Regions from separate parts of the Mus musculus genome. Here region 2 is linked to region 1. Evidence: chromatin loops called from intact Hi-C (ENCODE). Cell type or tissue: left cerebral cortex. All regions are shown on one strand.

Region 1 (8,000 bases):
GCTTGATGATAGGTACCCCCAAACTCACTGAGAATCTCAGCAGCCCAGGTATCATTCACTTTAATTTTCCTATCATCTCACATTGATAAAACTGAGGTTCAGGGAGACCAAGCAACTTACCCACCATCACACAGCTAGGGGCAAATCCAGCTTTCAAATCTCACGGGTTATAAAACACTACATATGCTACAGCAGATTCCAATTAACTGCAGGATAGAGAAAACCAATCTATGGTGAGCACCTTTAGAAAAGGGACAGAGATGGGCTGGCGAGATGACTCGGTGGTTAAGAGCACTGACTGCTCTTCCAGAGGTCCTGAGTTCAAATCCCAGCAACCACATGGTGGCCCAAAACCATCTGTAATGAGATCTGATGCCCTCTTCCGGTGTGTCTGAAGACAGCTACAGTGTACTTATATATCTGAGAGAGAGAGAGAGAGAGAGAGAGAGAGAGAGAGAGAGAGAGAGAGAGAGAGAAAAGAAGCACAGAAACCTAGTGAAACAGCTCAGGGTCTGACTGTGTAACATAAACAGAACCTCACACTGTGCCTCATCAACTAAAAGGAAAAGCTTAGCTAACAGACTCCAAGTTCATGCTCCTAACTATCTTACCTTAGCACAGCTCAGGGAGCCTTGCTATAGTCCTAGAACTGATCACCATGACTAATAAGTTTGTTTCTTAAAGGGAAAGAAATGAACAGCTACTAAGCAATATACATTGTTATTACACCAGAGTGAAGGCTCTACACAAACCTAGTTTTAAATGTAACAATGGAAAGTGGCAAGTATCAATTGCTTGGCTAATGGGAATTTCCCTACCAAATAAAAAAAAATTAAAAAAAATTAAGCCCTGCTGGAGGGAATGTCTATAGACAAACAGAAAATAATTTCAAATAATTTCTTACATTTACATAAGGAAATGTGGACACCTAACCTTACATAAATGTTAAAAATGTGCATTATATTGTAATCAGATACAATGTTGGCTCTCAAAGAGTTTGAATTTTGTTACAGTAATTAAGCCACATCAAGCAAACAAAGCAGGCAGCAAAAGAGTTAAAAAAAAAACCCAACACCACCACCACCACCAACAACAACAACAAAAAACTCACAGAAGGGGCAACATACAGTTGAAAGGAATAGAAAACTCAGTAGGAATAATGTTTCCAGTAGTAGCTGCCCCAGGAACAAATCCTCCACAAACAGTTGGTGCCTCATGCTTCCCACTCAGGCTCTGTTCAGACTGGCAAACTTCTCCAGCAGTGGCTAATGATGAAATCATTACATCAATTCTCAAAAAGCCTCACCTCACACATGCGCACACCTCTTATACAAACAGTAATTGCCTCTCCAGAGAGGAATACATTCATCCTACCATTTGAATATATTCAGCAAGTGCCCACTCCGTCCAGAAAGGGAAAAGAGACAGCCAGAGCTACATCTAGGGAGGGCAAGGTGAGGTGAGCTGGAGCGATGCACTATCTCCTTTACTGGACGACTTCAGTTGTTAGGTAATACTTATAGCTTTCAAATGAAGCGAGCCTCATTCAATTCACGATTTAATCCGTAATCACTAAAAAATGTCAGACAACTGATCATAATGATTTTTGACCCCAGAGCAATTACAGAAGACCAAAAGACCTCTATGATAATTTCTGAGTTTTGGTAATTTATGTACCACTATTTGTGTGTTATAACAGGTCGTATTACCAAATATTAGCTTTTAGACCAGCCTTTTAGACCAACCAGCATCATTTTTAGGTTAAGCAACAATGTTTGGATCTTGTTTCCTAATATAACCCTTAAAAAACCAAGCACACACATTTGAACCAACAGTATAGGGCAGAGTCAACAGTAAATTATCGGTTCCCCTTTCCCTTTTTAGCCTAACTGTACTATGTGAGAACAAGGGAAATCCAAATTATTTTAAAATTGTTTTTTGGTTTTCTGAAACAAGGTTTCTTTGTAACCCAGGCTGGCCTTCTGAACTCTGGCAATCCTCAGCCTCTGACTCTGAGTACTGGGATTAAAGGTGTGTGAACCACCATGCGATTTTTTTTTTAAGCAAGTATATCTTCAAAACCGTAAACCATCTCTGTGCTCAGGCCTTCAAAAGCAATGGGTTTGGGGTAAAGCAATTCATAAACAAATTATGTTTCTCTCAAAGACTACCTCTCCCTTAGGTCTTAAAAATCTACTATCTCTGTCGGTCAAGCTTGGGTGATTTCAGACTGGACAAATCTGACAAATCTGAACAGTTCCACCAGATGACTGGTTTTTGGCAAAGGTAAGCTGAGGCCACCAAGAACTTCGTTATGATCTCTATAAGCGCTTAAGCATCTTATTTGTCCTTAAAAACAATCTTACTGTCCAAGTATCCCATTCCCGAAACTAAATAGGGGATACAAGCCTCTTAAGGAAAAAAACATTGTCATTTATCAGCACGTGGCAGAGCAAGCCTCTAGAATGGACTCCTAAGTTTAGCAGAGAATCCGACATTTACACAAAAACACTAAATTAAGAACGGCAGGCTGAGTCCTGAGTGGGGAAAGCAGTATTCTACGCCGAGAAAGGAGTTCCAAGCAGATCTGCTGATAAACATATCTGTACACACTGCAAAGGCCGGAAATTATTCGGGCGAGTTCTACAGGGCTCCCGCACACTTCTTTGGTCTTAAAACCTAACCGTATAAAGAGCTCTAGGACCGGCGTAAAAACTCCCCGGGGTTCCATCAGCTTTCATAATCTCTATTCAAAAGAAACAGAAGTTGGACTAGAACAGGAGGGAAGTGACCGGCCTGCCCCTGAGCCGGTCCCCTATCAAGTGCGCGGTCCAAACCCCACAGAAGTGCGCTACGGCTGGGCCCCGGTCCCGCCCTCCTAGCTCCACTCAGGTCCAGTGGCCCTCTCATTAACCATCCCATCACTTTCCGAGGCACAAAGAAGTACCCTGGAAGAACCTGTAATAACACGAAGCCCATTTTCACCCATTGGCTTCGAAACCTGGAAAAAGCTACGGCTTGGCGGGGAGCGGAGGGGGCAGAAGAACAGGTTTAATCGTTTGAAGCAGTCAAGTTGGGAGACCACAGTGGGCAGGGGAGCGAAGGCCAGCCACCCTGTATTTGGGGCAGGAGCGAACATGGGGCCAGCCCAGGTTACCCAAGTGTGCATTACTTTTCAAGATGACCTCGCACGCACTATGACACTAGAGAGGAGTCTTCAGAGCTTCCTTCCCACACAAGACCCGGGAGCTCAGAGGACCCTAGGCGAGTGCATTTGAGCAGGTGCTAGGTGTTACGTCCCCAGAAGGGTCCCAGCCCCTCAGGTGCGCCCACCTGCCAGTCGCAGGGCCAGCTCCCCAGGCAGTCCTGAGTCTAGTTAATCATTCAACGCGGGCGGCGTGGAATATTTTTTAGAGGTCAACGCGAAAGGTTCTCCTGAAGTTTCACAGAAACCAGTCTTTGGGGACCCGAAGATAACAGTGCCAGCGGATGGGGGTGAAAAGCGGCAGCCAGCGGCTCACAAACACCTGATCTGCCCCTGCGGCACCCTAGACCAGCGCAGTGCGCGGGCGGGGCAGAACACCGCCCGCGACGCTCCCCCGCCGCCCAGGCCCGCACCTCGTGCGCGGGGTACAGCGCGGCTCAGGGTGTCGCTGCCCTCTCCCTGTGGGTGCAGGAAGAGCGGAGGTCGAGCAGGTGAGAAGGTCAGGAAGGAGGTGGAGGCCGGGAGACTGGGGAGAAGGTGAGGAGGCTGTAAAGGAGGGGAGAAGGACCAGGAGGTGAGGAAGCCGGACAGGAGAACGGAGACCGGTGAGGATATCCGGGAGGTGAGGAGGCCAGGGAAATGATGTGCGGAGGCCAGGAAAGTGAGACTGGGAGCGGTGAGGGGAACCCGATGGAACGTATGCGCAGACAACGCAGGAGCCACAGAAGAGCGGCGAGAGCGCGGGGCGCCCACACCGGCCGGAACTAGCGCGGCGGGGCGGGGATGCAGGGCCGGTGCCCACCCACCCGGCCCTACCTTGTCTAGGGACACCTCCAGCTCGGCGGGGCGGGGCGGAAGACCGCGGCCGCATCCACGTCCCAGCCGCTCTTGCGGCTCAGCCCCGCGACCGCCGCCGCTCTCGCTCCATGCGCAATGCGCGGACGGGCGGCCCGGCGGGGTCTGGGCGGCTCCGGCTCGCCTCAGCTCCAGCACTTGTTGCCGCGGCGGCCGCTGAGCCTTACTCTCGGCCCCGGCTCCTGGCACCGCCGCCCCCTGCCGCGTCCCTTCGGTCCCGCCCCCGCCCGATTCTCCAATCACACGCCGCGCCACCGCGCGCGTCACCGCCGGGAAGGCCGCGCTCCCGCCCCGTGGCCCAAGTTTGGGAAAGGCCGAACTCGAACCCTCCCGCCAGTTGGCGCCCAGGTCCCGCTGGGACTGCGCCCCCGGGCCCTTCCCGAGCTCTCCGCCCCTCGTAGCACTGAGAAAACCTAAGGCTTCACTGGAGCGCGCGGTGTCCAAAGATTACAGTCTCCCCCGCTCCGCCAGGAAGTAGCCTCCCCCAGAAAAACAGCTGAGACTTGAGTCCCAAACCCTGCTGAGATCCAGGGTCTAGTGTAAACTCTTCAGCTACCAGGGCGTGGCGCTTGGTGAGAATTTGCCAGCCAGCACTGGCATGTAGCTAAGTCTAGACGGCTCCGAGTGGCTTGTGAGCGGGATCCACGAGGGGAGGTGAGAAGAGGGAAACCCAAGTGCACCTGACCTTTGCTCTCAGCGTACATAGTAGCGGCAGCCACCTAGATAGATGCCCAAGGCCTGAGGGTGGTGCCTATCTGGCCTCTTCGGACCTTCAGGTTATGAAGCCATCAAAGACACGATGAGGTCTCCACGTGGTTCCACTCGGGTCTCAGGAAGTCAAGAATGCAAGATGCGGGAGGCGCTGGGTGCGGAGTTCGCTCGGCGACTTCAGAAGTTGGGCTTAGCAAGACATCTGAACGCTGAACCCCCGTGATGCCGCTGGACTGAGCACCAACCACACCCAAGCATGGATCACGCGGGACCCGGAACGGTCCCCCACCCCCAACCCAGCGCCTCCCCAGGCTCCCCAGAGCGCTACGTGCCAAGGTGAGGCCCAGGAAAAAGCCGGGGAGACCGGATGGAGAAGTTGCTCTAGTTTGTAGAGCTGGGTGGGCCGGCCGAGTCGGCACGCCCTCAACACCGAACCTAGAGCCTGGTCCCCACAACCTGGGACGCGCTTGGAAGCTGCTTCCTCTCCCCTCCATTCTTATTGCTAAGGCCTTCGGTCGACCCTCTGGAGATAATCACACTGAGAAGTTAACACTCTACACCTGTTTGCTTTTTTTTTTTTTTTTTTTTTTTTTCAGAAGGCTGTCAGATGGAGTTAGTCAAAGGGATGCCATTGACTTTCGAGCGCTGGAGATTGAATTTCAGCCAGCTCGACCAAGACCACGAAGTCTTACTTACAGCCGCAGAAAGAAGTAAGTGCGAGTTGTTTGGGTTGAGCGCAGAGCCACGTGTGTACGGTCATCCACAAGAAGGAATTCTGAGTCAGTGGTTCTGGAAATGTTAAGATTGACAATCTGCAGACCGATCTGTTCTTATGTTTGTCACTACGTTCCCAAACAACAACAACAACTTGGATTTTTATATGTTCACATAAACTGTTAACCACTGTCACTCTGAACAAGAAAGGAAGAGAAATTGTATGCTTTTCTTGACTCTGAGGAATTTTTTCCCACGATTATATTTATAATTCAGAAAGCCAATAAAAGAAGCAAATTAGAAGTTAGGTCTGTGTACTTGATTAACTGCAGACTGCCGTATTGATATTTAAACGTTGTGACGAGACAAAGCTGGATTCTTGGTGGGCATTTTGTTATTGTATTTCCCCCTTAAATGGCTCTCCGAAGCCACAGACATGCTTTCAAGGATTGCTAGGCAAGAAGTTTTGAGTAAAGTCAGCTGGCAAGCAACAGGGAAAGAAAGCTTGAGTCTTTCAGAGCTGCCAAAAGCTGCCCAGGCCATGTAGTTTTGTTTTTGTCTTTTTTTTTTTTAAAGGCGTTTTCTCCTTGGTGCCATTGAGTGCAGCTGGAAATGTTCCATCCAGCTTCCAGTGTGACTTTGGGGAAATAACTCAAGTGTTGGATTCCACACCCACTTAGCTGTCCTGCTTACTCTTAGGTTATGAGGGATTCATCATCGAAAGGCAGAGATAATACATTCAACAAATGTGCTGTCCAACCCAGGCGCAGACGACCAAAGAAGTGCTTAATAATTAAATAAATTAAAACTATTTCATTACAATTAAGATATAGACCAAAAGAACTGTAAGAAGGTAGGACCATTTTGAGGAGTCCAGGAAAAGTGCTTAGTTTTTCTATTGCTGTGGTAAAACACCATGACCAAAAGCAGCTGAAGAAGAGAGGGTTGGTTTGGCCGACAGTTCATAAAGGGAAACTGAGGAAAGAGCTGACACAGAGACAATGGAGGAACCCAGCTTACTGGCTTAGCCTGCTTTCTTATTCTACTTGGGGTGTGCTGGGCCCTCTCACACCACATGTAAAAAACAAACAAATGAACAAACAAACCTACAGACCTGTGGACAATCTGATGAAGGCGTTTCTCAGTTGAGTTTCCTCTTCCCAGATAAGTCTAGTTTGTGTCAAGTTGACAAAAAACAAACAAACAAAAATAAATAAATAAATAAAAATAAAAAAAACCACACACACCCCAGCTGCTTCTGGCTATAAGGGGAAGGTATCGAAATAAGCAGAGTTTGGATTTTATTCAATGAAACATTTGAAGTAGAAATTATATTCTAAAATTTGCATTGTGGGTAAGTCGTTCTCTGCCATATGAAGGATAGGGCAGGGGCACAGCTAGGGGGTGTCGGTCTATACAGCAGTAGAGAATGGACACCACCACAAGACTTAGCCACTCAGATGGTGAGGAATTCTGGAAAGTGCCTAAGTGGTACAGCTTCAACCAGGCAGATAGCCATTTCTGCATTGGGGAACCTGCCAAGATTCCAGCTTGGCCAGGGCAGGTGTGTGGCGCCTGTGAGATGCCCTTTTGAGCAGTTGAGTACTAGAGTAACTGGTGGCCCTGCGGCAATGAAATCCATAAGATAGTATAAGGGAACTTAGGGGTAGATAAATCAAGAGGGGCATGGACAGGGTGAGCTATCTCACAGAGGGACAGGATGACCAGTAGTGAGGCAGGGAGAAAAGTCAGTCAGCAGAGGGAACAGACACAGTGGGGGAGGCAGGAGGCAACAGCTCTTAAAATGGCAGAGACCCATGTGTGATGTGCTTGCTCTAGTGGCTTGAATGATGTTGGGATGTTTGCAGGTCATGACTGGTGGATCAAAGAATGGCCTAAGGAGTAAATGAGAGATGAAAAAAAGTAAGAACAGGGAAGAGAGAAATTGTATAATTATATTTTAACTTTTAAAAATTGAAGAAAAATCCCACGCAAATAAGAGCAAGAGCTATCACACACATATATGAATGATAGAAATGTGATAGGCATTATATATATATGTGTGTATATATATATATATATATATATATGAATGATAGAAAGGCACTGAGTCTAGGCAACTCATTTGACTGTGAAAAGTCAAAAAAAAAAAAAATAACCAGAGGCCTGGAGAGGTGGCTCAACTGTTAAGAGCACATGTTGCTCTTTTAGAGGACCCAGGATTAATTCCCAGTTGTTAGAGCAGAAGAGCAAAGAAGAACCTGGTCCACAGTGCCGGGTGATCAGAGAGAAAGGACAAGACATCAAGTCACTCAATAAGGGAAGGAGGTCAGGTCTCAAATCTGGGTGTGCGGAGGTGAACTTTAGGGCCACAGTAAGCCAGAAAGTGATGGAGTAGGGTAGAAGTGAACACCTAGAAGTGAGTGTTAATACCAACGCTGAGCTATTAAGTGTCAAGGTTAATGCATGGACCATTGGTGTGACTGAAGCCATCTAGGATGTGGGCAGGAATTAG
Region 2 (8,000 bases), 78 kb after region 1:
AATGGGCATGCAGATAGGATTGGTAAACAGAGCTATAACCAGTGAGGAGAATGAGATTCAGCCCCTTAGTGGTGGTGCATGCCAGCAACCCACACACAGGGAGTCTGAGGCCAGCCTAGGCTCCTGTACAGAGAACACAGAGTGAGTACCAGGCCAGACTGGGATACACAGTGAGACCCTGATCAAAAATAAAATAAAGATGCAGTAAATTTAGTTCTTGTATATATTATGAAGCCTAAGAGAGAGGAAGAGGCTCCAAATCATTTTTCAAACTACTGCTAGGTATGAGAGTTCCCATGGCTCGTCATCTTCATCAGCACTAGGAGGATCAATTTAATGGCTCTAGCCATGCCAATGGTAGATGGTGCCATTCCTCAATGGCCGATGCTGAGGAGGATCTCTGTATGTGTTTGCCAATCATGCATTTTCTTTGGTAAGTTCTGTATCATTGCCCATTTCGCCCTTTGCTTGCTATTATTGAATTTTGACAACTCCTTATGCAATCTAAATATAAATAGTTTATTATGTATATCCTCTGCAAATACTTTCTCCCTATGTTTGGCTTTTTTTTCTAATCCCCATAACAGCATAGCGAATAGATGTTTTCACTTTGATGACTGTTACTCATCTTCCCTGTGTTACAGTCCTAAGATCTAAGAAAGCACATCTTTTCACTAGCATAAAACACAATCACTCTGTTTATGAGCATAAAAGAACTGTTTCTTGTTTCATTGCTCATCATTTACATAGATATCTTGGTTTTCTTTGCCTAAGATCTTTTTCCCCTCTCCCTCTCCCTCTCCTTCCTCTCTCCCTCTCCCTGCCAAAGACACTATTAGGAGAAGGGAAGGACAAGCCCAGAAACTGGGGTAGACATTTAGGAGAGGCTTCATAATTTATGACCCCTTTGAACTGGCTGTTTTATGTGGTAAAGATTCATTTTCTAGCTATCACACAGATGGACAGCAAATTGTCTCACCTCCATTTCTTGAAAAGAATAATCATTTTCTATTGAATCATTTTCCATTGAGTCATCTTTGCGGAAAATCAATTGACCATGCATTCATGGAGCTCAATTTTGTACGCTAACCCCTCCCTCTCCTTCTCATCTTCCCTTTCTCCTTTAATTTTCACATCGCATTTACTTATCTGTATGTGGCGCATGCTACAGTGCATGGGTCGGAAGGCGACTTGCAGGTGTCAGTGCCACTGAGTGGGGCCCAGAGAACTCAGGCCCTCAGACATGGTCACAGGTGCCTTCATCTGCTAAGACATCTTGATCGCCCTCTTTCAGTTTTCTGAAACAGGGTGTCAGACTAGCCTCGAATTCACTAAGTAGTCTAGGCTTGCCTGAAACTCACAATTACTTTGTTTAAGCATCAAATACAGAGATTATAGGTATGGGCCAGCATGCATGGCATTATGTGCTTCTCACTAACTAGGATTTGAGAAAATAATCAACAATCTATTTATTATTCTTTCTCCCCACATAATACATAATATGTATGGGTATCAGGCTATTATGTATAGAAAATATTACTGTTAGGTCCCAGATCTTTCAGATGCTGCTCCAAAGGGATTTACGGACTTGACCACACCCGTACCCAGACGCAGCCTTTCTGTTCTCATAGCTCTCACAAGAGCTGCCTCGACTGCACTATGACCAAGTCCTTACAGACAGCAGAGCCCCAAACAGCCCAGTGCTACACTACCACAGTCTCCCCAATGCCTCCTCAGCCCAGATCTAGGAATGTTCCTGAGCCTTTAAACAGCCACTTCAGCCAGAAGTATAAATAAACATTGTGTTTCTAGGTCTACCTGAATGATATCAGATGACCTTGGACCATCTCCTACTCATGCACAGCCCCCTTGCCCTTACTCTCTCACCAGGGCCTTAAAAGAACAGAGTCTGCTCTGCTTGAGCAGGCTCAGCTTCATTGAAGACCTTGCTGTTTGTTCTGACAACTCTAATAAACCTTTTGCCTGATGGTCAATCTAATTCTCATTCATATTCATATTCTCCCCCACTCCCCGCCTCTCCAGCCCTAGAATCTAATAAGCATTACATTCTAGCACAAGTTCTATACCACTGATGACCCTGTTGAGCTTCGACCTGGGAAACCTAGCATATTACTACACACTTTAAGTTGGAGGAAGACTACAAGCTCAACAGCAGACCATTCTCTGACCGTGTCAATTGGCAGGTATCCTGCCCTGAGGCCAAGAGGAAAGGAGCAGGCAAAACAGTCCCGGAATTAAGTCCGACCTGGAGAGTTCGGTTTTTTACCTCCGTTTTTGTCTAACTGTACTTGTGTAAACCCTTTTCCTCATCAACTGTAAATATAAACATACAGTTTTCTCTCAGTTTTAGGTCTTCATTTCTGAGATATACTTTTATGGATTTCTGTTGTTAGTCTTCTTTTTAATTTTTTTTTAAATTGGAGTATGAGCCATGTACCTAGCAGTGAGTGAGGAAACATTTTGCCTTTTGTACTCAGAAGTCACATCCCTTCCAAGGCTCTCTGGGAATTGGAGCCTAACAAGAGCTGCTGAAGGTGAGATGGGGAAGTCCCTTGACTAAGCTACAGAAATTAGTTCATTCATGCTCATCTTTATATTTGGGAAATTAATGGTTAACATTGGCTCATTCTTACTTTGTTTAGAAAGCAAGTACTATTATTCAGTACTCTGCTGAGAGCAGTGGGTGTGGCAGCAACAGTAGGAGACTGAAAAGTTCGACCTTCTTTGCATCTGATATGGAGTTCAACTGAGGACTGCAGCAATAACATCAAATCTGTAGAGATTTCATCTTGATTTGCATCCCCATCAGTCATTATGTAAGGAAAGCACCTGTAGTCAAATTTCCCCTCCCCACCCCCGGGGTTAGGCATTTTCATAACCATGGAGACAGTTGCCCTTCCTCCTCCATCTACCTAATAGATATGTAAATGTTAAACAAAGCTCTCAGTAAGTGTCAGAGTGTGGGGGAGGAGTCTTACAAGTCATTTTAGGAAATAACTGTGAAATCAGAAATGATAAGTAATTCAAGAATCTACTGTGTTCTCTCCAATTTTATCTTTCAAAAGAAATAAGGACAAGTACTGTCATGTCAATTCAAATTAAACCTAAGTGATGTTAGTTTCATCAGCTATAATCAGCCACACTGAGTGGGAAATTCTGCTGCAGTTCTCTCGTGGGTGGTAAATGGAAAGATCCAGCACAGGCACCTGGGCACGCCAGCCCCCTTATACTGCAGCAGCTACTTCCTGTTCTTATTCCTCTCTTCTCTATTCCCTTTTGCAGCTTTTAAATTGTACTTTAGTAATTAAAGTGGGCAGCAGAATCCAAATCTCCACCGAGTTGTTTAGTTACAGCTATTGTTTCTCCTAAATTATTCCAGAAATATTGGAATCAAAGGCAACTTGGAGCTGCAGTTCTCTGTCACTGTTAAGGTGTTCAGAGTGCCCTTGCTGCACTTCTCTAGGGCGTGGCAACTGCAGGGGTAAATTAGTTTTGATTCATGTATTTTGAATCTTGGAAGTCTATTAATTAAATTAGATTTACCATATACTTGCCAGGTAAAATCAGAAAATATTTTTGCAATGGTGAGTTCTTCAACAATGGATGGATGGATGGATGGATGGATGGGTAGATAGATAGATGAGCCAGATGTGGTGGCGCAAGCCTATAATCCTCACAGTTGGGAAGCAGAGGTAAATCAGGAGCTACATAGAAAGGCTATTCTGAAATACATGACACCATCTTTTTATTTTTTTTAAATATTTATTTATTTATTTATTTAATGTATGTGAGAACACTGTTGCTGTCTTCAGACACACCAGAAGAGGGCATCTGATCTCATTACAGATGGTTGTGAGCCACCATGTGGTTGCTGGGAACTGAACTCAAGACCTCTGGAAGAGCAGTCAGTGCTCTTAACCACTGAGCCATCTCTCCAGCCCAGCATGACACCATCTTAAAAGTAATAGGTTTAATAATATTATCTTTGTTAAAGTAACTATAGTCATTAGTTTCTGAAATCACAATTACCAACATCTCCTGAAAGATACCTCTTAAAAATGTTGGATAAATAAAACACATATTTTTTTTTTAAATAGATGGAGAAGAAACACACACACACAAAGCATAAACCTAGAGGGCGGGGCCTGAAAATCAACAGTTCTTGATCACACATCTGAAGACCAAGCCTGGGGCCCATACACAATGGGTGATGGAGACACCTGCAGCTGGCAGACAGCATTCTCCTCAGCAAGAAGACTTAAAGTAAAGCTCAACCCAAAATCAAGAGTGCAGGAAGCAAAAATTGTAGCTATGAATGAGATTAAGGAGAGACAACTTAGAAACAACACAGATCTCCTCCGCACTGCACTAAAGGGATCGTCAGCCAAACACCGAAGAACAACATGTATTCCAGTCAGATGCTGAAAGATCCAAACACAATTCAAAGGAACAAAAATATAATCACCAAAGTCAGGTGGCTGTTCTAATCTCAAAGAAAAATGGTATAAATGCCCACACTGAAGTGGGAGTTTATACCAAAGAGATTCTTCATTTAATCTGTGAATAGAAAATCCAAACAAGCACACAGCCCAAATGTTTCATAGACAGTGCTCTAAGCAGCAAGGCTGCATTCAGGGATAGGGCTGTGAGTGCCTGCACGTGATAGTCTGACTCTGAGAAAGCCATCTGGGTCACTTCAATGTTTTAAGAGTTTCCACTCTGTACCTACTATGCTCTAGGCAAGTATCCTTTTATCATCTGTCAATATTAAAGTTAGTTGGTAATACTTGTTTGAAAAGAATAATTCAATATTTTGTATCAAGCTTCAAATAGATTAAATGACCACAAAACATAAGAAAATATGAAAATGTATTAATTCTACAAAAAGCTAAATGGAAATCAGAAAATATTATGTAGCTAAGGAACTATGTCTCAATTTCTCATCTGCAAAATGGTAATACCACCTTCTCTTCCCACTTCGAAAAAAGTATGAGGGTAGTAGAAAACAAAACAAAACCCATGAACTTAAATGTGTTACAAGATATAAGGAATTGGCCAAGTAACATTTTTAAAGAAAACAGAACACAGACATAAATCAAAAAGAAAAAAAAAAGTTTATATGATCTGTCCTAGACCAGTTGGTTATGTAAAATTAAAAATGTCTTTTCAAAGAAGATGCTGCACACCAGCACTGAGAGCTAATGCTCACTGGTGCACTGTATTTCCGCAGTGCTCGTGGGCAGAAGCCTGGCCTACTTCTCTGCTGTACTATCTTTGGGAGGCAGTGGTGGCCACTTTCAGGTCAGAGGTCAGATCTATCTACTGTTCAGTGTAGTACTGTTCTGGCCTGGACTCAGAGTACCCCTCCTGTTAACACCCAAATGTGAGCCACATCACTCTAGTATAAGCAGGCTCCGCCAAATGGTGCAGATGCAAACCAACTGCTACCAGGACTGATAAAGCCACTTTTTTTTTTTTTTTTTTTTTTTTTTTTTGCAACAGGATTTCGCTGTGTGTAGCCCTGGCTGTCCTGGGACTCATTTTGGAGGCCAGGCTGGCAGGCTGGCCTTGAGCTCACAGAAATCTGCCTGTCTTTGCCTCCTGGGCACTGGAACTAAGGGTGTGTGCCACCACACCTAGTTAAAGTCACTCATTTCATTTTGCTCCTAACTGGTCTCTACTGGCATCCCAGTTCTCCTATGTACCAACTCTGAGGCCAATATAAAAATCACAAAAGTTAGGTCCCAGATTTAAGCTTATAAATTATGATTTATGATAACAGAGAAGAAAACAACAGCTTGATGTAAATAAAATGTGCCAAGTTCTGAAACATTTGGGTATGTACAGTTTCCCTCACAGACATATTCTACCAGATACAAAAATCTAGAGATCCATAGGTATGTTCCTCATGTTGGAAAAACAACTCGAAAGTGCAGTTCTCAAATAAAGGAAGCCAGGAGTAGTCCAGGTATGATGTGACTCAACCAATGTCAAAGCAGGTGTGTCTCTTATGGTCTGCTGCTGCCGCCTTATAATGTGAGTGCGGCTGGTAGCTTTACTTTACTGTACTAGCAGGTAGAGGTGACACAACAGTCCAGGCAGCAGTTGTACTGTGAGCAATGCTGCCCAGAACACCGAACGAAGCCCTTCACAACCTCATCATCATAGCCCTGCCTCTCCCTGTCTCTCACTCTCAAACAAGCTGTAATTTTTCACTGTTGTTTACCTTTAATGAAACTCAAGTAACTTGGGCCTAAAAGTTGACTAGACTACTTAGAAACAAATTTTATTGGTTGGGTGCACACATGCTTTGGAAGAGTGAGACTGCAGCACCCACAATCCTGTGCTGTTTCCACTTCCCAGGAAGGACTACTTCTCATTTTTCACTGAGCTATCTATTTTGTTCTTCTGTTGTTGAAACTGAAATTCTATGGATTTATCACAAGGGTGTTTCACCATTAACACAAAAAGGCCACAAGAGGCTCAATAATACAGTTCCCAGCACCACAAAACAAGTGGAATTTAACATTAATGTAATCTAACATTTAAAAAAGTCCACCATACTACTAGCAGGTTTATAGATAAAGCCATATGACAGTGCTGCTAAAACTTACAGTTCAATGAACATGCACATTTCTGGAGTTTTAGATGAAAATAAAAAGTTAAACAGGGGTCGGGCGCGGTGGCGCACGCCTTTAATCCCAGCACTTGGGAGGCAGAGGCAGGTGGATTTCTGGGTTCGAGGCCAGCCTGATCTACAAAGTGAGTTCCAGGACAGCCAGGGCTATACAGAGAAACCCTGTATCAAAAAACAAAAAACAAAAAAAAAGTTAAATGGACCTAGAAGTTACAAAAAAAACTTTGGTATAAGGACTGATGATAGTTTAGATCTCTCTAGACCTATGCTCCAGCTCTCTAGAATACGATGCATCTAACTCTACTTTCTGATAATGGATTGTAAACACCAAGATTATCTGTGTTTAGATTTGACCAAAGAAATGGTGACCATATATGTTTAACTTATCTCCCACAAAGGAAAGCTTTAAGAACTACAGATTCAGTATAGACTGGATCTATTTACCAACTTAATCTAATTGACAACTCCATAAAATCTATCAAAGCTGTTCCTTAGTATCTATGGGAGGTTCGTTTGTTCGGAGTACCTAGACACCAAATCCATAGATGTTTCAAGTCTCTCATAAAATAGCGCTGTACTTGTATATAATCTATGCACATCCTCTGGTATAGGATGTTTTAAATAATCTCTAGAGTTTTAAAGGATTTGTTTATTTTGTGTATATGGATGTTTTATCTGCATGTACACCTGCACCTCAGAAGAGGGCATGGGACCACAGTTACAGACGGCTGTGAGACACCATGTCGGTGCTGCGAATTAAACTCAGGACCTCTGGAAGATCAGCCAGTGCTCTTAACCACTTGAGCCATCTCTCCAGCCCTTAAAGATTTTTTTTTAAGACAGAGAAAGAGAGAATGGGGGGTGGGGGTTAAGAAAGAGAGCGAGCGAGAGATCGAGAGAATACATATGTGAGTGTTGATGCCCATGGACACTTGAGTAATCAAGAGCTCCCTGGAGCTGTAGTTACAGGCAGTTGTAAGCAGCCTGATACAGGTACTGGGTATCAGGTCCTGGGCAAGAACAGTACATGCTGTCAGCCACTTTCCTGCCTGTCCCTGGATTCCTTACAAGACCTAAGACGATGTATATTACACATAAATAGTTGTTAGATCTTATTACTTGGGGAATAAAAGTGGGGAGGGAAGCCTGGATATATTTAATACTGTTTTTAAAAAGATTTATTTTATTTTTATTTTATATGTGAGAATGTTTTGCCTATGTATGTGCATGCACACCATGTGTTTGCTTGGTGATTGCAGAAGTCAGGAGAGGGCATCAGGTCCCCTGGAGCCCTATTTATAACCTAATAGTTGTGAGCTGCCACAGGGGTGCTGAGACTTAA

The links. Peaks named below come from ENCODE experiments on the same cell type or tissue, not always from the same donor. Only the 100,000 strongest peaks of a DNase experiment are listed, where the experiment ranks them.
Region 2: it touches region 1 in a loop (2.1-fold over the local background); 4 of 42 quality-filtered maps call a loop at or near these places.

The regions. Positions count from the first base shown.
Region 1 is chr11:22,855,473-22,863,472 of GRCm38, forward strand. It overlaps B3gnt2 (UDP-GlcNAc:betaGal beta-1,3-N-acetylglucosaminyltransferase 2), which reads right to left and starts at 4,263. Exons shown (of 2, transcript NM_016888.5): 1 at 4,022-4,263. In left cerebral cortex, a CTCF peak has its summit at 4,633; DNase peaks (open chromatin) are centred at 1,259, 2,667, 3,216, 3,493 and 5 more places; H3K4me3 peaks cover 3,359 bases; H3K27ac peaks cover 2,949 bases.
Region 2 is chr11:22,933,718-22,941,717 of GRCm38, forward strand. All of the region lies in intron 2 of Commd1 (COMM domain containing 1), which reads right to left. Among named protein-coding and RNA genes, the nearest start is that of Zrsr1, 34 kb to the right of the region's middle. In left cerebral cortex, a CTCF peak has its summit at 3,874 (motif pointing right); DNase peaks (open chromatin) are centred at 2,930, 3,212 and 4,456.